Linked DNA regions of Homo sapiens: regions 1 and 2 are each linked to region 3. Evidence: read pairs that join two places in POLR2A ChIA-PET (ENCODE). Cell type or tissue: Panc1. All regions are shown on one strand.

The links. Peaks named below come from ENCODE experiments on the same cell type or tissue, not always from the same donor. Only the 100,000 strongest peaks of a DNase experiment are listed, where the experiment ranks them.
Region 1: POLR2A ChIA-PET joins it to region 3 with 17 read pairs; 4 of 35 experiments call an interaction of 5 or more read pairs at or near these places.
Region 2: POLR2A ChIA-PET joins it to region 3 with 10 read pairs; 2 of 35 experiments call an interaction of 5 or more read pairs at or near these places.

What each region holds. Positions count from the first base shown.
Region 1 is chr3:129,081,089-129,089,088 of GRCh38, forward strand. RAB43 (RAB43, member RAS oncogene family) reads right to left here. Exons shown (of 3, transcript NM_198490.3): 3 at 6,484-8,000. ISY1-RAB43 (ISY1-RAB43 readthrough) reads right to left here. Exons shown (of 13, transcript NM_001204890.2): 13 at 6,484-8,000. Among named protein-coding and RNA genes, the nearest start is that of GP9, 24 kb to the left of the region's middle. RefSeq lists an enhancer at 7,362-7,906. In Panc1, no CTCF peak of the experiment used is centred here; no DNase peak of the experiment used is centred here.
Region 2 is chr3:128,918,240-128,926,239 of GRCh38, forward strand. All of the region lies in intron 12 of CFAP92 (cilia and flagella associated protein 92 (putative)), which reads right to left. Among named protein-coding and RNA genes, the nearest start is that of ACAD9, 43 kb to the left of the region's middle. In Panc1, no CTCF peak of the experiment used is centred here; no DNase peak of the experiment used is centred here.
Region 3 is chr3:129,222,464-129,230,463 of GRCh38, forward strand. No RefSeq gene overlaps it. Among named protein-coding and RNA genes, the nearest start is that of COPG1, 23 kb to the right of the region's middle. RefSeq lists a silencer at 6,503-6,797. In Panc1, no CTCF peak of the experiment used is centred here; DNase peaks (open chromatin) are centred at 2,788, 4,138 and 6,864; H3K4me3 peaks cover 748 bases; H3K27ac peaks cover 6,979 bases.

The DNA.
Region 1 (8,000 bases), 140 kb before region 3:
GCACCACCATGCCTGGCTAATTTCTGTATTTCTAGTAGAGTCAGGGTTTCACCGTGTTGGCCAGGCTGGTCTCGAACTCCTGACTTCAGGTGACCTGCCCACCTTGGCCTTCCAAAGTGCTGGGATTACAGGCATGAGCCATCGCATCTGGCCTATTTTTAAAAAGGGATAAATCCACAAGGACAAAGGGAATGAGGGGAGGTGACTGTGGGGAAGAGAGGCCAACATGCTTCTGTGGAGCGGAGAGTGGATGGAGGCAGTGGCCACTTCCACAGATCACAGTGTGGCTGGCAGGGGGAAACCTGAGGAGAAGCAGCCACTGTGCCCCCAGGATCCCCAGGGGTCAGCACTCAGATGCTGCGGATCGCCACAGATCACGAGAGAGGCCTGAAAATCAGGGCTTGCCTGGAAGTCTAGCTCCCAGCATTTGTAACCCTCAGGCCCCTCCCTGATTTCTGCATCTAGGGACCACCGCTTCACCCCGTCCAAATGGAAATTTGAGGGGCAGGGGTTCATTTTTTAAGAAATTGAAAAGAGAACCCCAGCCTTGGGAAAGCAGGCAGAGTGGAGGGCAAAAATTTGGTACAGGGCCAAAAATAGACGGGAACGTCCACAGTTCCTGCCGCAGGACCCTGGCTTCCTTCCTGACTGGCTACCCGGCGCACGCAATGGGGTTTCTCCCATCCCCACCACCCCCAGGAAGGAGATTAGAAGATCCTGTGCTAGAGAAATGGAAATGCTTCAGGGAAAAGATCTCTTCTCTCTGGCTACAGACATTAGGGGACCCCTCCCCAGTGGAAGAGCAGCTGGGCCCAAAATCACCCAACAGGGAGAAGTCCACCCATTGATAAGCCCTATCTGGGCACTCAGGCTTCCAGGAATCCCCAGACCTGAGGAACAGCCCTCACATGGAAGACAATGTTTAAAACAACAGGAGAAAGGAACGCCAGGCAAAGAACAGGAGAGAACTTAGAAGTTTGTTTTAAGAACAACACAACCCTCAAGGGCTCCTTGGAGTAATGACTGACTCCAGGTCTGCAGCGGAGAATGTATGACATGTGCCAGGAAGCAGAGGGGTGTGCGGGACTCGAGGGTCTCATCCAGGGACTCGGTGCCATCTGGAAAGGACTCAGCGGCCAGAGTCCAGCGGGCTCACTGGCATCACACAGGTAACAGCTTCAGTGGACATGTAGAAAGCCACGATGACCCACACCCCGCCCAGGAAGGAGGAAGGTGGGAGGAGGAGAAGAAAAGAGAGGAGGAAGAGGAAGAGGAGAGAAAGAAGAAAGGGAAGAAAGTTTCTGCCTGTTGGGGTTTAAATCCTCCTTACCTTAACCACATTAAGGGTCCTTTAACCACCTTAAGGGTCCCTTAACCGTCTCATATCCAGACTCTAGTTTTTTTTTTTTGTTTGTTTTTTGAAATGGAGTCTTACTCTGTTGCCCAGGCTGGAGTGCAGTGGCACGATTTAGGCTCACTGCAAAATCTGCCTCCTGGATTCAAGCAATTCTCCTGCCTCAGCCTCCCAAGTAGCGGGGATTATAGCCACCCGCCACCACACCAGCTAATTTTGTATTTTTAGTAGAGACGGGGTTTCACCATGTTGGTCAGACTGGTCTCGAACTCCTGACCTCAGGTGATCCACCTGCCTCGGCCTCCCAAAGTGCTGGGATTACAGGCATGAGCCACCACGCCAGGCCCAGACTCTAGTTTTTACATCAGTCATAACATTTCAAATTTCTATATTTTGGTGTTCTGAGTCGTTCAGTGAATACTGCATCATAAGCATTTTTAAATGTTATATTGTTTTCATGACTCTTTCAGAGTTTCTTTCAGAGCTAACATAATATATACTTCTTACAGAAAACTGTAAAGTTTAGACCAGGCCCAGTGGCTCATGGCTGGAACCCAGCACTGTGGGAGACTGAGGTGAAAGGATCACTCGAGCCCTGGAGTTCAAGACCAGCCTGGGCAACATAGCAAGACCCCATCTCTACAGAAAATATAAAAATTAGCCAGGTGTGGTGGCGCACACCTGTGGCCCCAGCTACTCGGGAGGCTGAGGTGGGAGGATGGCTTGATCCCGGGAGGCGGAGGTGGCAGTGAGCTGAGATGGTGCCACTGCACTCCAGTTTGGGTGACAGAGCTAGACCCTGTTTCAAAAAAAAAAAAATTTCCTTCAGGGAGATCCCTATAAGGGGTGTTATTTTCAGAAATGTTCATTTAGAATTATGTCCATGTTGTTGAATCTAATCCTGATTATGTGGTAGCTGTCGCTGCAGCCACCGTCTCACCCTCAAATACCCAATGTCCACTCTCAGGATTTCCAGGGTTAAGGCCCAGTCCCTGGAGCCCAGATGCACAGGGTTCTAATCTTACCTCTGCCACTGACTAGATGTGCAATTTGAGGCAAAGCACCTAAACTGTCTTATGAATTCTTGTACAATGCTGAGAACAATACAAGTTTACAGAAACCTCGCAATAAATACCAGCCCCCATCACCTTGGGTGGCTGTAGCCGCCGATCTGATAGAAGTTTGAAGATTCTAGACGTGGAAATTGAGCAGCCTTCAGCCGTACATCTACTCACACCTGACAATGCACCATATTTGGCATCTATATGTGAATTTATGTCTTTTCTGCCCAGAGAGTCTACAGCGTCAAGTTGGTCAAGGATCAAGAAGAGATCAAGGACCATATTAGGCCTTAGACAAGGTAACATGAAGAAAATCAACAACAACAACAAAAACATGATTAGGGATGACAAGCTTGCATGTTTCCAGGCAGAGTAGCGCTTCGATGATGAAAGTGCCCTGGGGAGAGTGTCTGGGTGTCAGGGTGATGCAGGGGTCCTGCTGACTCCATTCATGGCTGACTCCATTCATGGCGCTGTCTCTGGCTATGGGATGGAGTCTGAGCCTTGCTGAGGAGCAAGCCATGAGCCTTTTTTTTTTTTTTGAGACGGAGTCTCGCTCTGTCACCAAGGCTAAAGTGCAGTGGTACGATCTCGGCTCACTGCAAGCTCCGTCCCCCGGATTTATGCCATTCTCTTGCCTCAGCCTCCCAAGTAGCTGGGACTACAGGTGCCCGTCACCAGGCCTGGCTAATTTTTTTGTATTTTTTTTTTTAGTAGAGACGGGGTTTCACCATGTTAGCCAGGATGGTCTCGATCTCCTGACCTCGTGATCTGCCCGCCTCAGCCTTCCAAAGTGCTGGGATTACAGGCGTGAGCCACTGCGCCCAGCCGCTGTGAGCCCGTTGACCTTGAAGTCTGCAGATGAAGTTGGCACTTGTAGAAAGGAAGGAAAAGACACTTGACCAAGACATAAATGGATAACATCCTTCAGGCCAATGGAAGAAACCAAAAATTCTAGGATGTCAGGGCCTGACCCTGGGCCATGCTTGTGCAGTGAGCAGGCTGTGTTGACCAGAGTTCCTCGGTCATGTGCACACAATGAGGATCCCCCTGGGGATCTTCTTAAAATTCAGATTCTGACTCAGGAGGTCTGGGGTAGAGGCTGAGGTTCTGCATTTTTGTATAGGCTCCTAGGTGATACCCACGCTGCTGGCCCACGGACCACAAGTGGAGCAAGGCAGGAGCAGACAGGCCCTACTCACCCGGCTCCAGGGAGCTCCCTCGGGGCCACCTGGCCACACTCTTCCCTCTCCCGGCCTCCTCTGCCATGTGCTGGCTTCTCAATGGGCCACACCTCTCCTGCTTGCCACCAACCAGCACAGACTGTGGAGCTTCCTGGCAGAGTGAAGGGCCAGAATACAGCAGACCCAACTGTTGTGCTAAGAAACAAATCTTTTTTTTTTTTTTTTTTTTTGAGAGAGTCTCACTCTGTCGCCCGGGCTGGAGTGCAGTGGCGCCATCTTGGCTCACTGCAAGCTCCGCCTCCCGGGTTCACGCCATTCTCCTGCCTCAGCCTCCCGAGTAGCTGGGACTACAGGCGCCTGCCACCACGCCCAGCTAATTTTTTGTGTTTTTAGTAGAGACGGGGTTTCACCGTGTTAGCCAGGATGGTCTCAATCTCCTGACCTTGTGATCCGCCCACCTCGGCCTCCCAAAGTGCTGGGATTACAGGGGTGAGCCACCTCACCCAGCCGAAACAAATCTTTTAAAATCTGATATGAAAGGGAAACCTCCTTGCCCAAGTGTGGCAAGGACAGGACCAGATCCCAGGAGCCTAGGTGGGGATGAGCCCGACCCACCACGGCCTCCGTAGCCAGAGCTGTAGACAGGGTTGCTTGCAGTGGGCCGCACCGTGGCCCGCTGAAAGCACACAGTGGACACGAGCTGAGTCCACAGCTTTCTCTGAGCTGGGACTTAGCCCTCCAGTGGGGAACCATGGTCAGCGGCTGCAACCCCTGGGCAAGATGGGGCCTGGCCTCCTGCCCTCTGCAGGGTCATAGGAGTGTCTGGGAGCTCAGGGTCAGGGCCAGATGGCTGTTCCTGGGGCCTGGGGCTCCAGCTCAGGATGTTTGGGAACAGGAACTCTTGGCTTGGAGAAGCCCATTACACCACAGGAGGCCTGAGATGGTCGGTCTGCGGGGAGCAGCTCAGACTGGGGGTGGCAGAGCAGCGTGTGGCTGTGTGTGGCCAGGTCAGGGGAGAGTGGCCAATGCTGGGCCCTCTCTAAGGAGCCCGAGGGCCACAAGGACCGTGGAAGAGGTCTTGAGTGAGGGAGTCGGGACCTTGTGGCTAGGGGTCTTGCTTGAGGATGCTCTCTGCAGCCACAAGGAGATGCCCAGGCAGGACCAGGTCAGGAAGAGGCTGGGGCAGAGGCCCAGGCAGGAGGTGGGTGGGCTGGGTGGGGATGGGAGTAGCCAGGGTGAAGGTGAGGACAGGGAAGGGGCCCCCCTGCCTCCTGGCTTCCCTGAGGGCGGGGCTGGCCAATCCCAGCGGCAAATGTGTGCAGGGAGGAGTGGGGTCCAGGTTGGAGCTTTGGGAGCCCTTGGAGGCAGCAAGGCAGACTCACCTCTGGGACCCAGCACCCAGCTTGGGCGTGCAGGTGGGGGCTCAGAAGTGAACATCGTGGGGCTTTGAGCAAGACTCTCTGGGATCCAGTCTCAGCTTCCATACTTTGAAGTCAAGGAGTGGACCTGTGCTGTCTGTTTGCTCTGGGGTCTGGGCAGTCCTGTTGTTTGGGTAGAGGCCTCAGAGGGCCCTAGGGACAGACTGACCCAGGTCTGAGCCTCTTGGGAGCGTGCGGATGGCCGGGCTCAGACAGGCCTGGTTATGGGTTTGACTTACAAGGGGCACACGCGCACTCTGGTGCTTCCTGGCATTCAGAAGAGAAGAGGGAGTTCAGACATCAGGCCTTCCTTCTCCCTGGGAAGGATGGCAGGTGCCTGGAGCCAGGCCTGTCTTGAGAGCCAGGGCTCTGGGTCTTCCTCCTCCAGTGCCCTGTTCCAGGCCTTCAGTGCATAAAGCACTCCCCTCCTGGGGTCTCTTCAGGGCTCCCCGGGATGCAAATGGGACAGGGAATAGGATCCCAGGTTTGAGGAAACCAAGGCCCAGAGAGGAGAAGTGACCTGCCCAGAACCACAGGACAGTCAGGGCACACCTAGGTTTCAACGGCAGGCTGCTATGAGCCCCATCATGTCAGTTTGTCTCAGGCTTGGCAAGGTGGTGCAGCACTGCTAGGCCCCCCTCTTCTTCCTCAGGGTGACCAACCAGCAGCCCTGCTGTTTAAGAGTCCCTTTCGGCAGAAAACCCCTTATTTGAGTGACCAGGAATAGACCCCTGATTATATTGGTGGGCAGGCTATGGATTTCATGGGCTTCCCAGTGCCAGAGACCTGATTCAGGCACTTCTCTAAGCTGAGCATCTACTGTGTGCCTGGTAACATCTCTGTGCTGGTCACATCACAGAAGCAAGAGCCCCTCATGGTGTTCTTAAGTCCTAACTCGGAATAACAACAGGTCAGAGCCCCCCAAAGCCCAGGCACAGGCCCTGAGCCCCTGGACACTGGCGTTTGTGTCTGAGAGGGGGTGAGAACACTTCTCTGTAGGAAATGTCTTCAGCCCAGGATCCAGGGGTGGGGGGAACCTCGACCATGGGGTGGGTTGTTCCTGCCACTGTGGGATCAATGTGGCTACAAGACCCGGGCAAGGGATTCCTCATCCAGGCCTGTGTGCTCAGGAGAGTGACGCTTCCCTCATGGGGAGGTCGGGGTGAGGGTGCCCCTGCCAATCACCAAAGAGCCCTCTCCAACACAAACCCAATGGGAGGAACCTGGGGTGTCCCAGAGAAGGGACCCAGCCCAAGCTTCCTCTGCCCCTCAGGCACCAACTGCTTCTTGCTCAGGGGGGTCCCCCAAGGGTTTAGGGACAGAGGGAAGGTCTCACAGTGCTCTGGGTGGCAGACTGGCAGGGGGCAGCTTGTCTACCACCCCGGGCCTGGAGACTAGTTGAGGCACGTGGCCACCTGGGCCGCCTCTGGGCTCAAAGATCAGAGAACCAGTCCTGGGCGCAGTGGCTTGTTATAGAAATCTGTTTAATGGTTTAGGAATGTGTACACTCTGGCTCTGCCAAGTTTCCATAAAGGCAACTTTTCCATGTTTTAAAAAATAGATTTGGTATAAAGATTTATATATTCATAAATAGGTGGCATGAAAAATTACCAAATGCAAATGGAATACTTGCGCTGACTGAAGCCCTGTTCACCCCAAGTCCAGGCCCTGCAGGGGTCCGAGGGTCTCTGCTGGAGGAGGCCCCAACTCCGGCAGCCTCTTAGGGAAGAGAAACTGAATTAAATGTGTATTAGGAACCCCTCCAGCTCCTTAAGCCAGCGTCGCACTGGCCCCACCGAGGCCTCAGCCCACCTCCCTCTGCTTCCCCCCGCCACCTCCACCATTGCCCCCTCCCCTGCACTCTGGCCCCTGACCCCACCTGTTCCCACTCTTTGGCAATTTATCAACAAAGGAAGAGATGACACTGTTCTCCTTCCGCCCCAGAGCCCGGGCTGCCGGGAGAGCTTAGCCTGCCAAGGGGAGGAAACAAGCCGGCTTTGTTTTGTCTCACACACTTCCCCGTCTTCTCTCCCAGCCCAGTTTTAAGGGCCGGAAGGGCAGTGGGGCCCCCTCCTGGTGGGATACAGCAGGGCAGGAGCCCCTGCAACCCCAGGTACAGGTCTTGAGTCCCTGGACACCGGCTTTTGTGCCTGAGAGGGGGTGGGAACGCTTCTCTGTAGGAAATGGCTTCAGTCCAGGATCCAGGGGTAGGGGAACCTCGACCATGGGGTGGGTTGCTCCTGCCAGGGGGTACTAGGGGCAAGGCCCCAGGGTGGAGCCAGTTCTGGGAGCTGTGTCCAGCTAGGCATCTGTGACCCCAAATGGCATGAATAAAAGGGCAGGTTGCTAAGAGCCAGGGGAGGGCATGGGGCAGGGAGACCAGGTTGGCCCAGACAGGACAGAGGTGCTCCAGGGACAGGGTGCTGGAGTGAAGCCAGGTGGAGCGGTGGAGCTGTGGAGCCTTTGAAACATCCTGAGGGCCCAGGCCTGCCACAGGGTGACCTGGGCAGAGGAGAAGCCCAGAGGACAGCAAGGTGCCCAAATGAGGTCAGGGCTTCTGGGGTGGAGGGACGGGGGGCACAGTGGCGGCGGGGGAAGGAACGTTGAGTCCCAGGTGAGCCTGCCTTTCCAGGCCAAGCCCTTGGAGTGAGGGTGCTCCTGCCTGGGGGGCGAGAAGTGGAAGTGGCTCACAGTCCAAGGTGACAAATGAACCCATCACCGGTCAGCTACCATCCCTGTGAAGGAGCCAGGGTGGAAGGCCCTGTCCATGTCCTCCCTCCCTCCCTAAGCCCTGAGGAAGGTAACAGCCCCACCTGTGAGGCCCCAGCCTGGAAGCAGAGTAGGAGAGCCGGGCTTCTTAGAGGTGGGCAGTGGGTGGTGGTGGGCAGTACTGGTAAGTATGCTTGGGTGGCTGGGACTTGCCCTGGAACTGGGGCTGAAATTCAAACGGGGAGGCCCAGGCCTTTGTTCCCAAGACCCTGTG
Region 2 (8,000 bases), 300 kb before region 3:
CAGGCAGATCATCTGAGGTCAGAAGTTCAAGACCAGCTTGGCCAACATACAGTGAAACCCTTTCCATACTAAAAAATACAAAAATTAGCTGGGCATGGTGGCACACGCCTGTAGTCCCAGCCACTTGGGAAGCTGAGGCAGGAGAATCGCTTGAATCCAGGAGGCAGAGGTTGCATTGAGCCGAGATCATGCCACTCTACTCCAGCCTGGGTGACAGAGCCAGACTCCGTCTCAAAAAAACAAAACAAAAGTCACAAAACTCTTTGGAGAAATTCAAAATGGAGGAGGAACATGCAGGAGGATTCAAGGTTAGCAAGTAATGTCCGATAGCCTAGTAAAGTTGTCTTAAAAGGACTAGGAAAATAAAATTTCAGAGCCTGGAATTGAAATTCTAGAGACTATAAAAGGGATGGTGGAGTGTGGGTAGGAGATGAGATAAAAGGGATGTAAATGTACAATTTGTCTTATAAAGAGAATATAGTTTTATGAGTTTAATGTTCAGTAGGAATGCCTAACCATATGGTCTTCAGGATAACCACCTTAAAAAGAAAGATAGAATGTATAACTTAAGTCCACAGAAGAAAACTTGATCTATCCAAGGAACACAGGAACGGAGGGTTTAAAAGTAGATTAGGTGGCAAAAATGCCTAACCTAACAGTAATTAATGTTAAGCTTGCCAATTAAAGAATCTCAGATTGGATTTTTTTTTTTTTTTTTTTTTTTTGAGACAGAGTTTTGCTCTTGTTGCCCAGGTTGGAGTGGAATGGCGCGATCTTGGCTTACTACAACCTCCGCCTCCCGAGATGAAGTGATTCTCCTGCCTCAGCCTCCCAAGTAGCTGGGATTACAGGCGTGTGCCACCACGCCTGGCTAATTTTGTATTTTTAGTAGAGACAGGGTTTCACCATGTTCAGGCTGGTCTCGAACGCCAGACTTCAAGCGATCCACCCACTTCAGCTTCCCAAAGTGTTGGGATTACAGGCGTGAGCCACTGCACCCAGCCTGGATTTTTTTTTCAAGCTAACAATATGCTATCTACAAAACTTTCAACACAAAGATACAGGTTTGACAACTAAAGGGAGACAGCATATACACTAGGCAAAAAGGCATGAGAAAACAAAGACAAAAAAGCTGTGTGGCATTCTTAATATCTGCTGAAACAATTCAAGTTAAAAATCTATCAAAAGGGGCAAAAGGATATTGTATATTGAGGACAACAAAAAGGGATAACTTGTAAATATATATGCACCTAGCAATATAGTCTCAAAATATATTAAGAAACAACTGACAGGATTACAAGAAGAAATAGACATCTATCTAACATCACTGGAGAACAACCAAGGCAACCAGGATTTGAGAGTCCAAGAATCTGGAGAAAAGGGAAATAATGGTGGTTCCATTTTCTTTTTGCAGTTTTCTCTCAAGGGATTTACTGACTCCTAATTTGCACATGGATAAGGCAGAAATAAGAACATAAGCAGAAAAAGAAGCTTAAGAAGTTTAGAAGCTAAGGAGGTATTTTGGAAAATGCTGCATTGCTAGAGAAACAAAATTGGATTTCAAAATTGGAAATTGTGCCAAGGAGGAAGGGCCCTGGTACCTCTAGGCCTCCAGTTTAGAATTCAGAAAATCTGCTTTAGGAGTAAGGGCAAGCCTGACTCTGATTAAGGAGATTTATCTGTCCTCTGTCTCCTGCTTTATCATCTCTGGAATAAGACATCAAGAGTCTCTATAGTTTTCAATACCCTCTTTACCATTTAACAAAAAATAACAGACATGCCAGGTAACAGGATGAAAAGATGGAAACCAAGAAAAAAGACAATAGAAACAGACCCCAGGTAATCCAGATATTGGAAGTATCAGACAAGAACATTAAAACTAGTCTGGACATGGTGGCTCATGCCTGTAATCACAGCACTTTGGGAGGCTGAGGTGGGTGAATCACCTGAGGTGAGGAGTTAGAGACCAGCCTAACCAACATGGTGAAACCCTGTTTCTACTAATATACAAAAATTAGCTGGGTGTGGCAGTAGGTGCCTGTAATCTCAGCTATTCAGAAGGCTGAGGCAGGGAGAATTGCTTGAACCCAGGAGGCGGAGTTTGCAGTGAGCCAAGATAGTGCTACTGCACTCTAGCCTGGGCCACAGAGCAAGACTCCATCTCAAGAAAAAAAAATTAAAATAATTATGATTAATCAAAATAAATGAAAATGAGAATTTCACCAGACACCTGGAACCTATAGAAAAAATAAATGGAAATCATAGAATTGAAGAAATCATCATTAAAGTTACAATCCAGTGGATGGGTTTAATTGCAGCTTGGACACAGTGTTGGGGAAAAGCTGAGTGTTGGGAAAAAGGCTGAGGCAGGGCTTGCATGTCTGACGTAACGTAAAAGAGTCTTGGAACATGTCCGGCGTCCAGGGTCTAAAACCCCTTGTGGCCTTTGGAACACCAAGCTCTGTTCCAAAGGGTGGAAGGCTGCCCTGCCGCACTACAATCTAAGCCCAGGGCACAAGCCACAAGGGCGTGGCTTGGACGGAATCCAGGGAACAGCGCATAAAACCCCTCGTGGCCTCTGGAATGTGTCTCGACTTGTTGGCTCCTTGCTTCTAGCACTCCAAGGCTCATAGATCGATTGTGTCTTAAACTAGAAGAATACGTTTCCCATTATCTCAAGTAGCAGAACATGTTCCATATGCTTCAAAGAAAATTCTAAACCATCACAGCTGTAGATCATGCACTTGATACACTGCTTTCTTTCAACCCCCACATCCTCACCACCTGCTTCTTTGATCACCAATAAATAGTGTGGGCTTCCAGAGCTCGGGGCCTTCACAGCCTCCATACTAGTGTTGGCCCCCTGGTCCCACTTTATGCACTCTTGTCTCATCTGTTTGACTCTGCCGGACTTCATAGTCCCCACAGCCTGGAGTTGGGTCTGATCACCCCAACATTCCTGGCGCCCAATATGAGGCAACGAACACCCCAGTGAAGGAACACTAGAGTGTGTGAAAGAGGATGCATCATCAGAGGACACCCGAGGACGACTGAAAGAAGCTCAGCAGGAAAGCTGAGCACTCGGAAGGACCAGGGTAACAATGGCACAAAGTGAAAGCAAACATTCTGCTCAGGATGTTTTAATACAGCTTCTTACATACAATAATGCTAATGCAGTGTCAAACTGCTATTAGACCCCTGACAGGGAAGGTTCAGTTAGCTGAATGTATTAAGGCTTGCGATGGCATTGGAGGTAACTTACATAAGGCTAATCTTTTAGCTCAGGCTATGGCTGGATTGAAAGTAGGAAAGAATATGCCCCATTTCTTGGGCCATTGTTTCAATTGTGGGCAATTTGGACACAGAAAAAAGGAATGTAGAAAAGGAAATCAAAAGGCAAAAACTACCATCAATCAACAGAAAAGTCCCAGTGTATGCCCCCAGTGTAAGAAAGGCAATCACTGGGCAAATCAGTGTCATTCTAAATTTAGCAAAGATGGACAACCTCTTTCGGGAAATGGGAAGAGGGGCCTGCCTCAGGCCCCTCAACAAACCAAGGCATATCCGGCACAGCCAGTGCCCTTACAAACATACAACAATTGTCTCCCACCATAGTAGGCAGTGCTGCTATAGACCTTTGCAGCACAATTCCCATCTCCTTCCTGGGGAGCCACCAAAGAAGGTCCCCACGGGTGTTAGGGAACCCTTACCCTCAGGAACAGTTGGTCTGTTACTTGGAAGGTCTAGTTTAAATTTAAGAGGTGTCAGTGCATACGGGAATAATTGACTCTGATTATACCGGAGAAATTCAATTAGTTTGCTGGGCGCGGTGGCTCATGCCTGTAATCCTAGCACTTTGGGAGGCTGAGGTGGGCAGATCACGAGGTCAGGAGATCGAGACCATTCTGGCTAACACGGTGAAACCCCGTCTCTACTAAAAATACAAAAAAAAAATTAGCTGGGCATGGTGGCGGGCACCTGTAGTCCCAGCTCTCAGGGAGGCTGAGGCAGGAGAATGGAGTGAACCCAGGAGGTGGAGCTTGCAGTGAGTCAAGATCGTGCCACTGCACTCCAGCCTGGGCAATAGAGCAAGGCTCCATCTCAAAAAAAAAAAAAATTCAATTAGTTATTAGTTCCTCGACTCAGTGGTCTTCTTCCCCAGGAGAAAGAATTGCTTAGTTATTGCTGTTACCTTACACAAAACTAGGAAGCAGCACAGTGAAAAGAACAGGAGGCTTTGGTAGTAATCCAGCAGGAAAGGCTGTATATTGGGTTAATCTAGTGTCTGACAGAAGACCTATTTGTACAGTAACTATTCAGGGAAAGGATTTTGAAGGACTAGTAAATACTGAAGCTGATGTCTCTATTATTGCTTTAAATCAATGGCCCCAACACTGGCCCAAACAAAAGACTTCCATGGGTATCACTGGCATAGGGCCTGCTTCAGAAGTTTTTCAAAGTTCCTTGATTTTACCATGTCACGGGCCAGATGGCCAGGAAGGAACAATTCAACCTATTATTACACCTATTCCTATCAATTTATGAGGTAGAGACTTATTGCAACAATGGAGTGCCCACCAAACATCTGAAGATCTATCATGAGCCACAGCATCTAGTGGACCCACCTGTATGGTGCAAATTTAAGGTTTAAGGATTGCTTTTTTGCTATACTGTTGCACAAGAAGGATAAGCTTCGATTTGCTCTCTGTGCCTTCTGTTAGAAGGGGCCTGCTTCTCATTATCAGTGGAAAGTTTTACCCCATGGTAATTAACCAAAGAGGCAGAAGCTGAGTTACAGCTTGTAGAACAAATGCTTCACCAATGGTATGCCTCCCAGCTACAGCCACAAAAGTTTTTGCTTCTGTTTCGCTAGATTTACTAACGTGGGGTTGAGGGTATGCTTGTGTTTTTGCAGGAGATGAACAAGCCGTGTGGGTGCCCTCAAGATGTGTACGACCATGGAACAGGAGACTGGAGGGACCCAACCATGGAGGGGGTTCCCCCAGTACGAGCCATGGGCCAGTTGAATCTGAATGCGAAGATGGAATGAGGACCGACTGGAGTCACGCTGACATCAACCCCCATAACATGGGGGCAGATCAAGAAAACCACACAGGAAGCTGAGAAACTGCTGCAGCGCCAGGGTTTTACCTTTTGCAGGAACTCAGGGGCACAACAGATGCTTAATGGACCAATGCTTTCTGACTGAGCTCCTCTCTACCCTGAATACAAGAGACCCTAATAGGCAGGAATATCATCGCCCCTGTTCAGCATGAAGAAGTTGCAGAAGATGGACCTTCATCCTTCTGCAGCCCTTAGGATTAAAGGTCCTTTTGTAAAAGGGAAGGGGGAAATATGTAAGAAGCATTCAAACCAGAGCGACTACATTTTGAATAAGGGCTAAGACAAATGAAGCTGGATCACCAACTGGCAATTAAGGGCTGAACAGCCTGCAATTGCCTTGCTCAATTAATTTAAAAACAGAAAGACCTTTTGGATTCAAAGTTGTGTTCGGCCACCTTTTATGCTAGCAATAGGAAATGTTACTCTTAAATGCCATCTGGAGGGCAAAGATGAAAATCTCACCCTTGATATTGTAAAACTAAAAGAGAAGGTTTTTGAAGCCTCTCAGGCTCACTTAGCCCTGCTCCCTGGAACTGATATTTTGAACAAGACAGCCAATGGGTTGTCCACAATCAATCCTCTTAAATGGATTAAGGCCATTGGAAGCTCTATACTTGGCAGATTTTGTTCTAATAATTATGTGTTTGTGCTGTCTCCTTTTAGTCTGCAGATGCGGAAGCCACCTCGGGAGAGACAGCTGCCGTCGAGAACAAGCTATGATAGCTGTGGCGGTTTTACAAAAAAGAAAAGGGGGCATGTTGGGGAAAAGCTGAGTGTTGGGAAAAAAGCTGAGGCAGGACTTGCATGTCTGATATAATGTAAAAGAGTCTTGGAACATGTCTGGGGTCCAGGGTCCAAAACCCCTCATGGCCTTTGGAACACCAAGCTCTGTGCCAAAGGGTGGAAGGCTGCCCTGCTGCACCACAATCTAAGCCCAGGGCACAAAACCCCTCATGGCTTGGATGGAATCCAGGGCTCAGGGCATAAAACCCCTTGCGGCCTCTGGAATGTGTCTAGACTTGCTGGCTCCTTCCTTCTAGCACTCCCAGGCTCATAGAACGATTGTATCTTTTTTTTTTTTTTTTTTTTTTTTTTTTTGAGACAGAGTTTCGCTCTTGTTGCCCAGGCTGGAGTGCAATGGCGCGATCTTGGCTCACTGCAACCTCCATCCCCTGGGTTCATGTGATTCTCCTGCCTCAGCCTCCCAAGTAGCTGGGATTACAGTCATGTACCACCACGTCCGGCTCATTTTGTATTTTTTTTAGCACAGATGGGGTTTCTCCATGTTGGTCAGGCTAGTCCCGAACTCCCAACCTCAGGTGATCTGCCTGCCTCAGCCTCCCAAAGTGCTGGGATTATAGGCGTGAGCCACCACGCCCGACCGATTGTATCTTAAACTAGAAGAACATGTTTCCCATTATCTCAAGTAGCAGAACATGTTCCACATGCTTCAAAGAAAATGCTAAACTGTCACAGCTATAGATCATGTGCTGATACACTGCTTTCTTTCAACCCCCACATCCTCACCACCTGCTTCTTTGTTTGATCACCAATAAATAGTGCAGGCTTCCAGAACTTGGGACCTTCACAGCCTCCATACTAGCACTGGCCCCCTAGTCCCACTTTATGCACTCTTAACTTGTTTTGTCTCATTCCTTTGACTCCGCTGGACTTTGTGGCCCCCACAGCCTGGTGTTGGGTCTGATCACCCCAACATACAGCAGGGGATAAGATTAGTGATTTAGCAAAATAGCAGTTTCCAACCTTTTTGGCACCAGGGACTGGTTTCGTGGAAGACAGTTTTTCCATGGCCAGTGGGAGAGGGTTGTATGGGCATGGTTTGGGGATGAAACTGTTCCACCTCAGCTCATCAGGCATTGGTTAGAGTCTCATAAGGAACATGCAACCTAGAACCCTTGCATGTTCAGTTCACAATAGTATTCATGCTCTTATGAGAATCTAATGCCACCACTGATCTGACAGGAGGTGGAGCTCAGGTGGTAATGCTCACTTGCCCACTCTCACCTCCTGTTGTGCCACCCAGTTTCTAACAGGCCTCGAACTGCTACTGTTCCATAGCCTGGGGGTTGGGGACCCCTGCATCAGAAGATATATTGGTTGAAAATAATCAGGTTGAAGGATGAAAAGGAGAAAAAAAGACTGTAAAATAAAAAGTATGAGATGTATAAGTAATATCAGATGCAGATCATGGTGAAAATATCTAACATTGGAGTCCCAGGAGGAGAGGAAGAGAAGATGAATATAAGTAATATCTGAAGAGAAATACTGTCCTAGAACTTTTAAAACTTAAAAAAAATCAAGCTACAGATTTAACAAGTTCTAGAAACCCATGGCAAGTTAAATACAAAGAAAAACACACCTACAAACATCATCATAAAACTGCCGAAAACCAAAGAAAATAAAAACAAAAAATTTAAGCAGCCAGAGACAACCAAATTATCTTCAAAAGAACAAGACTGGCAGCTGACCAACAGAAACAATGGAAGTCAGAGGACAACGGAATGATGTCTTTAAAGTGTTAATAACTGCCAAGCTAGAATTCTAAACCCAGGAAAAATACCCAAAAAATCTAATCACAGAAAAATTAACTGATACTCACAAACACTTCTCAATACTGAAACAATGAAAAGACGAGTCACAGACTGGGAAAAGATACACATCTAACAACTCATTTGAATAAAAGTAAAACACTGTCAATTAGAAAAATACAACTAGATTTATTTTAAATGGAGAAAATAAATAAATTTGAACAAGCACTTTATAAAAGGAGATATCCAAATAGCCAATCGTGAAAAGGTGCTCAACATTATTGAGAGAGAGACAGACATTAAAGCCTGAATGTGGCTGGGCATGGT
Region 3 (8,000 bases):
TGTGCCTGTAATCCCATCTACTCAGGAGGCTTACTATGAGACTCCATCTCAAAAAAAAAGATTCAGAGAAAATGAAACTCCCATTCATTGCTGGTAGGAATGTGACTTGCTATAACCTTTTGTGTGTGTGTGCTGGAGTCGCCTGGCTAATTTTTTGTATTTTTAGTAGAGACAGGGTTTCACCATGTTGGCCAGGATGGTCTCGATCTCCTGACCTCGTGATCCGCCCACGTCAGCCTCCCAAAGTGCTGGGATTACAGGCGTGAGCCACTGCGCCCGGCCTTTTTTGTTGTTTTTTTTTTAAAGCAAGTTGCCAAGAAATGTACATAGTCCATAGTCTCCTTTTTTTTTTTTTTTTTGGAGACAGAGTGTTGCTCTGTCGCCTAGGCTGCAGTGCAGTGGCACAATCTTGACTCACTGCAACCTCTGCCTCCTGGGTTCAACCGATCTCCTGCCTAAGCCTCCCGAGTAGCTGGGATTACTGGCGCACACTACCATGCCCAGATAATTTTTGTATTTTTTAGTAGAGAGGGGGTTTCACTATGTTGGTCAGGCTAGTCTCAAACTCCTGACCTAGAGAAATCCACCTGCCTCAGCCTCCCGAAGTGCTGGGATTGCAGGCCTGAGCCACAGCTCCCAGCCCCAGTTTTGTTTTAAGAAAAGGGTTTGTAGGCCACATGTAGTGGCTCATGCCTGTGATTCCAACACTTGTGGAGGCCAAGGTGGGCAGATTACTTGAGCTCAGGAGCTTGAGACCACCTGGGCAACATGACGAAACACCGACTCTACAAAAAAATACAAAAAGTAGCCGGGTACGGTGGTGCAGATCTATAGTCCCAGCTACTTGGGAGCCTGAGGTTGGAGGATCTCTTGAGCCCAGGTAGAGGCTGCAATAAGCCAAGATCATGCCACTACACTTTAGCTTAGGCACCAGAGTGAGATCCTGTCTCAAAAAAATGGGGAAGTTTGGATATTGTTCATATAGGAAAGATGGAGAAAAAAAAGATTTGGGATTATACACTTCATGTTGTTAATATTTATTACTTTAGGGGATGAAATTAGGGTAAGGTGGGGCAGATATAATTTTTCTTTCACATAATGTTGGATTTTGTGTGTAACAAATAAACATAAATTACTTTTGTAATTCTTTCAATTCTTAAAGAAAATTTAAGGAAAAAAATGACAAAGACTATAAGGAAATACTAATTTTTTTATAATATAAAATGACAACAAAAATATTAAATTGAATTCCTGCTTTATTCACAACTGTAAAAATAAAATATCCATGTGAATAGGACTGGTAAAGAGAACTTAAAAGTTTTTTAGGGTTTTTTAGAGTGCTAGGAAGTACGTAATCTTTTTTATTTTAGTTTTTTTCTGTACCACTTACAAGCTAGGATATAGTCTTTTTAAAATAAATACTTGTGAATACTTGTGGGGAATAATCATAATAGTTCTATTATGTAAAAGATGCAAACTATGGATGCAGTGGACAAAGTGTAGATATAAAATGCAAAAATTAGGCCAGGCATGGTGGCTCACACCTGTAATCCCAGCATTTTGGGAGGCCAAAGTGGGCAGATCACAAGGTCTCTAAGAGACAGAGACCATCCTGGCCAACATGGTGAAATGCCGTCTCTACTAAAAATACAAAAATTAGCTGGGCGTGGTGGCACGCGCCTGTAGTCCCAGCTACTCAGGAGGCTGAGGCAGGAGAATCCAGGAAGCAGAGGTTGCAGTGAGCCAAGATCGTGCCATTGCCCTCCAGCCTGGTGACACAGCGAGACTCCGTCTCAAAAAAAAAAAAAAAAAAGAATAAAAGAAAATGCAAAAATTGGCTGAGCATGGTGGCTCACGCCTATAATCCCAGCACTTTGGAGACCGAGGGGGATGGATTGCTTGAGCTCATGAGTTGGAGACCAGCTTGGGCAACATGGCAAAACCCCATCTCTACAAAAAAAAAAAAAAATACAAAAAATTAGCTGGGCATGGTGGCAGGTGCCTGTAGTCCCAGCTACTCAGGAGGTTGAGGTGGGAGGATGACTTGAGGCCAGGAGGTGGAGGTTGCAGTGAGCCGAGATCACACCACTGCACTTCAGCCTGGGCAATAGATCCAAACCTTGTTTCAAAAAAAAAAAAAAAAGCTGTTAAGTAAGGATGACAGGCTTATGAATATTTTTTTTCAATTTCCTCAAACTTTATGTAATATTGCACTGCCTTTAGAATAAAAAGTAACTCCTACCCCATAAAAAGCTAGGTTTCCTTTTTTGGAATTTATTACAGAAGAGAAGACAGAACAGAAATTTGTATCCTGCTACAATTACAGTGTTATCAAACTATAGTCCTATATGGATGAGGACTGAAGGAGGAATGCTGAGACTGTTGAGGGTTTTAAAATTTTTATTTCCTTTCCTGTTATGTTCCAAAAAGATACACATCAAGAATGGGAGGAACGAACTTTTAATTTATTTTCTCAGTTTCCGGATGCTCTATCTTCTTTTTCAAATTATAAAAATTCTCTTTTTTAAATACAAGCTGACTGGGTTGTCCCTGAAACACATTAGCTCAAGCTTCTGACCTTTGGAAAGCAAATCAGAGACTATGTTGCGAAAGAATTGTAATCAGCCTCGGTGACTGTGAGAGTTATTTAGGACACAGCCTCTTGCTCAGTTACAGCTCCAGCCTAGGGCCAGCAGGGCACTGGGACATGCTGGCAGCCACTGCATACTGGGCACCGGAAGGAGGATCTGCAGCAAGCTGGGACGTGGAAGGAAGCCACAGGACTTCCTCTGCAAGCTCTGCCAAGCCAAACGAGTATTATCTGCCCTCGAGTTTGTTTTTGCCATGGCTAAACACGGACTGCAAGTTGAACGTAATCCAAGCAGATCATTTCCCTGCAATTTTAAAAAGCAACGTAAATCCTAGACTTGACATGGTTCAAATCAGCTGGAGCAGGGCATCTCAGGGAGTAAGAGAGACTTGGGCTACTTCTAATTTTGTTTATTGATATGAAGAAATAGTAAATACAACTTAAAAATTTTGGTATGCTGTATTTTATTTATGAATTGCTTTTAGAGACAGGGTCTCAGTCTGTCTCCTGGGCTGGAGTGCAGTGGCACAATCATAGCTCACTGCAGCCTTGAACTTCTGGGCTCAAGCAATCCTCCTTCAGCCTCCCAAAGTGCTGGGATTATAGGTGTGAGCCACCGTGCCTGGCCAGGTAAGCTTATTTTAAAATAGTAATATACATTTTTTAAACCTTTAGTCACCTTTTCAAGTAAAGCACCTCTACATTTAAAACAATGGAGTTAGCCAGTCATGGTGGCTCATGCCTATAATCCCAATTTTAGGTAGGCTGAGGCGGGAGGATCAGTTGAAGCCAGAAGTTCAAGACCAGCCTTGGCAACAAAGTGATACCCCATTTCTACAAAAATTGTTTTTTTAAAAAAGTTAGCTAGGCATGGTGTATGCCTGTAGTCCCAGCTACTGGGGAGGCTGAGGTAGGGGGATCACTTGAGCCTATGAGCAGAGATCATACTACTGCACTCCAGTCTAGGTGACAGAATGAGAACCTGTCTTTTTTTTTTTTTTGAGATGGGGTCTCGCTCTGTCGCCAGGCTGGAGTGCAGTGGCGCAGTCTTGGCTCACTGCAACCTCTGCCTCCTGGGTTCAAGCGATTCTCCTGCCTCAGCCTCCCAAGTAGCTGGGATTACAGGCACGTGCCACCATGCCCAGCTAATTTTTGTATTTTTAGTAGAGATGGGGTTTCACCATGTTGGCCAGGCTGGTCTTGAACTCCTGACCTCATGATCTGCCCGCCTCAGCCTCCCAAAGTGCTGGGATTACAGGCATGAGCCACCGTGCCCGGCCTGAGACCCTGTCTTAAAAACAACAACAACAAAAATCCCACAAAATACAATGGAGTCCATTGTTAATTTGAAAAAGTATAGTAAACACACAGAAACATTTTATATATATCCTATCACGCATAGTGTATTTCAGATGTTATGGTTGGATAAAGAAAGACAAATTCAAGGTAATATGATAAGCATCTTCTTTTAGTCCTGCCAGCGTGTCTCTGACTCATGCACACCCTTGTATGGAGAGGAAGCTCTTGGAGAGTGCGCAGGCTGGCCACCCGCCCATGACATGCCCTGCTGTGGGAAAGCCAGAGCAGGGAGTGGATAGAGCCTGTGACTTGGAATCAAAAGACTCAGGGCGGAATTGCAGCTCTGCCATTTCTTGTGTCAACTCTAAGCCTGTATCATCCACTGTAAGATGGAGATAGTAATAAAACCTTCTTCGCAGAGTTGTGGGGAAGATTCACCAAGATTAACACATAGGAAAGCCCACAGCACACTTTAGCATGTAGGTTGCCCAAATGTTTGCTCCCTTTGACTGTCTCTTCCTGGCTGGATGTGAGGATTATGTTGGATGGTGTACGTGAAAACAAATGTTAGTTATAATTAGAAATGGGTAACAGGGTCCTGAATCTAATTCAAGACACCACATCTGATTGTGTGTATGTTGTGTCAGAGTGTCTGCAACAGGTTGTTAGTCCTCCAATGCTACGATATTTTTTAACCTCCTTCTGAGCCCCTCCCTGTCTGGCAGTCCCTAGACCTAGCTAGCTTCTCAGAATAGGTTCTGGAAATGCAGAGAACATTCAGGAGGCAGGCTCACGGCCTGAAAAATAAGGGTCGCAGCTCCTGACTCAACTAATACTTCAAGGCAGCGTCCAAAGGTCCAACAAGACAACTCACTGCATGCTCCCTCACACGTTGTCGGCAGGCTGGAGTGCAGTGGCGCAATCTCCGCTCACTGCAAGCTCCGCCTCCTGGGTTCACGCCATTCTCCTGCCTCAGCCTCCCGAGTAGCTGGGACTACAGGCGCCCGCCACCACGCCCGGCTAATTTTTTGTATTTTTAGTAGAGAGGTTTCACCGTGTTAGCCAGGATGGTCTCGATCTCCTGACCTCATGATTCACCCACCTTACCTTCCCAAAGTGCTGGGATTACAGGCGTGAGCCACCGTGCCTGGCCTTCCCTCAAAGATTCGGAGGTAATTTCAATTCTCCTACATCACCACTGTAGCATTGTCACACTGAGGAAAATTAAGTATATTTAGACAGAATCTTTGAACAAGGGTTTTGGGAAAGGAGATAACTGATATCTGAAATCACAAGAAATTCAGCCAGGGTGCTAGGCCAAATGTAGGCTGTGGGAAGGAAAGGGCTTTGTGCTTCTTGAAGGCCAGGACAAATGCTTGAAGTTAGCATCATTCAAAGGTGTGCTTAAAGCCATCTGTGGGAGACCTCAGCTGCCTGGATCTTGAGTACGTGTGATTAACTGCCTTGTGTATTAGCAACCCCTGGGAAGATCCCACTGATGAACAGGGTGAAATGACATGAAAAACAGCCGTGAATAAGCCTTTGAGAAATGAAACAAACTAAACCCACAAGTCATCCTAGCAAGCAAGGGGAAAAAGAAAAGATTCAGTGCAGACAATTTCTGCTGTGAATGAACCCAGGTCTTCCCAGGGGGAGAAATGGGTGGGGGCGATTTGATTGAGGAAGGAAATGAGGCTTCAGGCAGGAGGAAATTCTTTTTTTTTTTTTTTTTTTTTTTTGAGACAGAGTCTTGCTCTCTGTCATCCAGGCTGAGTACAATGGCTCGATCTGGGCTCACTGCAACCTCCGCCTCCTGGGTTCAAGCAATTCTTCTGCCTCAGCCTCCCGAGTAGCTGGGACTACAGACATGCGCCACCACGCCCGGCGAATTTTTGTATTTTTAGTAGAGACAGAGTTTCACTATATTGGCCAGGCTGGTCTCAAACTCCTGACCTTGTGATCTGCCCACCTTGGCCTCCCAAAGTGCTGGGATTAGGCGTGAGCCACTGCGCCCGGCCTAATTTTTGTATTTTTAGTAGAGACAGCGTTTTCCCATGTTGGCCAGGCTGGTCTCGAACTCCTGACCTCAAGTGATCCACCCAGCTTGGTCTCCCAAAGTGCTGGGATTACAGGCGTGAGCCACCGTGCCGCTGGCAGGAGAAAATCCTTTACTGTGTTAAGTTAGTAAAGAATGTGCTTCATGAATACCCTACTCTTCCCACCTGTAGCTCTGGCTACAGGGGGTCCTTCCTGCCCTGGAAGGTTTTCACAGGACATTCTGTGCATTCTATGACCGAGTGAAGCCCACAGCTCTCCTTCTTTTCCTCCAGCCCTCTTGCTCCATTTCCATTCCCAACAGACTGTTTTTCTTTATCAGAGTCCCTAAATTTCCTCACCCATAAAACTGAGATGGTGGTGTCTGCTTGCAGGGCAGTTCTCATACAGGACTGTGTGGGATGGCAATGGTGGATGTGCCTGGCACGGTGTCAGGCACAGTGGAAAAGGCCCTAAGTGAATGTTGTGTGATAATTTCCTAGGAGTCCTCACTCTTGTGGACACTGCATTCCCAGGCTCCCTTGCCAATTGTCTTAGGCCGGGGCCAGCCGCTGGGAGATGCATGTGGGAGACTGGTGGCTTGGGGGAGGGAGAAACCAGGGTATTTCTCCCTTTCTCCCTCTGCCTGGGGTGGGACGGCAACTAATTCTCCTCTGAATACTGGTTCCCAGTAGGACAGCCCCTCTCTCTGTGGCTGCAGTGCCCACCAGGTGGCCCTCATCACGACCTTGGTTCCCACAGATGGCTCCAGCTGCTGGGCTCCACTTCCACCTCTACCCTAGAGGCAAGAGAGGCTTCCTGTCCTTCCTGTTGCTGATCTCCCAGTTCCCTCCCCACTTCCTGCTTGGTTTCCCAGCTCTTCCATTCCTGTGTAATAAGTCCTTGTACTGAATTCTGTCTGCTTCTGCCTGGGCTGTGGCTGATACACACGGTAATTGTTCAGACTAAGCTATGCAGTAAAGAGGTGACTCAGCAGGCTTGTGACGCTCAAACCCTGCACATCCCAAAGACCGGCTCCTGGAAGATAACCTATAAACAGTTGAAATATCCTGCCTGATGGAGTGGCTTTGCATACCTGGGGCCTTGGGCCCTGCCAGATACTTGTGCTAAAAATGTGCTTCGGGGTGAATGTCCGTTTCTGTTTGCTTCGGGTCTTGGGCCACACTGAGTTTGACGTGGTTGCAGGGTCATGCTGGAGACTAAGATCAAGCAGGTTGGTGCTCCATGGCCGTGTGACTGACCCTCAATAAAAAACCTGCACACTGAGGCTTGGGTGAGCTTCCCTGTTGTCAACACTCCCTGCAGGCTACCACGCATCCTTACGGGAGAATGAAGCACGGTCCCTACAACTCTTCCGGTAAGGCCACATGGAAACTCGCACCTGCTCTCTCCCAGATTCTGCCCTAAACACGTTTTCCTGTGCTGATTTTAATCTGTATCCTTTTGCTGTAATAAACTATAACCATGAGTATAGCAGCTTTTCTGAGTTCTATGAGTCCCCCTAGCAAATCACTGAACCTGGGACCCCCCCACACACCAGTTAAAAAGGACACTTTTTGGGCCTGGCGCGGTGGCTCACGCCTGTAATCCCGGCACTCTGGGAGGCCGAGGCGGGCGGATCACAAGGTCAGGAGATGGATACCATCCTGGCTAATACAGTAAAACCCCGTCTCTACTAAAAATACAAAAAATTAGCTGGGCGTGGTGGCGGGTGCCTGTAGTCCCAGCTACTCCGGAGGCTGAGGCAGGAGAGTGGCGTGAACCCGGGAGACGGAGCTTGCAGTGAGTCGAGATTGTGCCACTGCACTCCAGCCTGGGCAACAGAGCAAGACTCTGTCTCAAAAAAAAAAAAAAAAAAAAAGGACGCTTTTTCTTTTACAGACAAAATGTCGAGAGTCCCCAGAACTTAAGTAACTTTCCTGAACTGAATGCAGGTTCTTGAATTTAAAGCCCTGTCTCTTGCTGCCCTGCCCACTGACTCTCACAAGGATAGGGCAGGCAGTGAGAATGTGGAAGCAGAAAGACCACATGACTGACAGTTTAAAGTATAGTCATG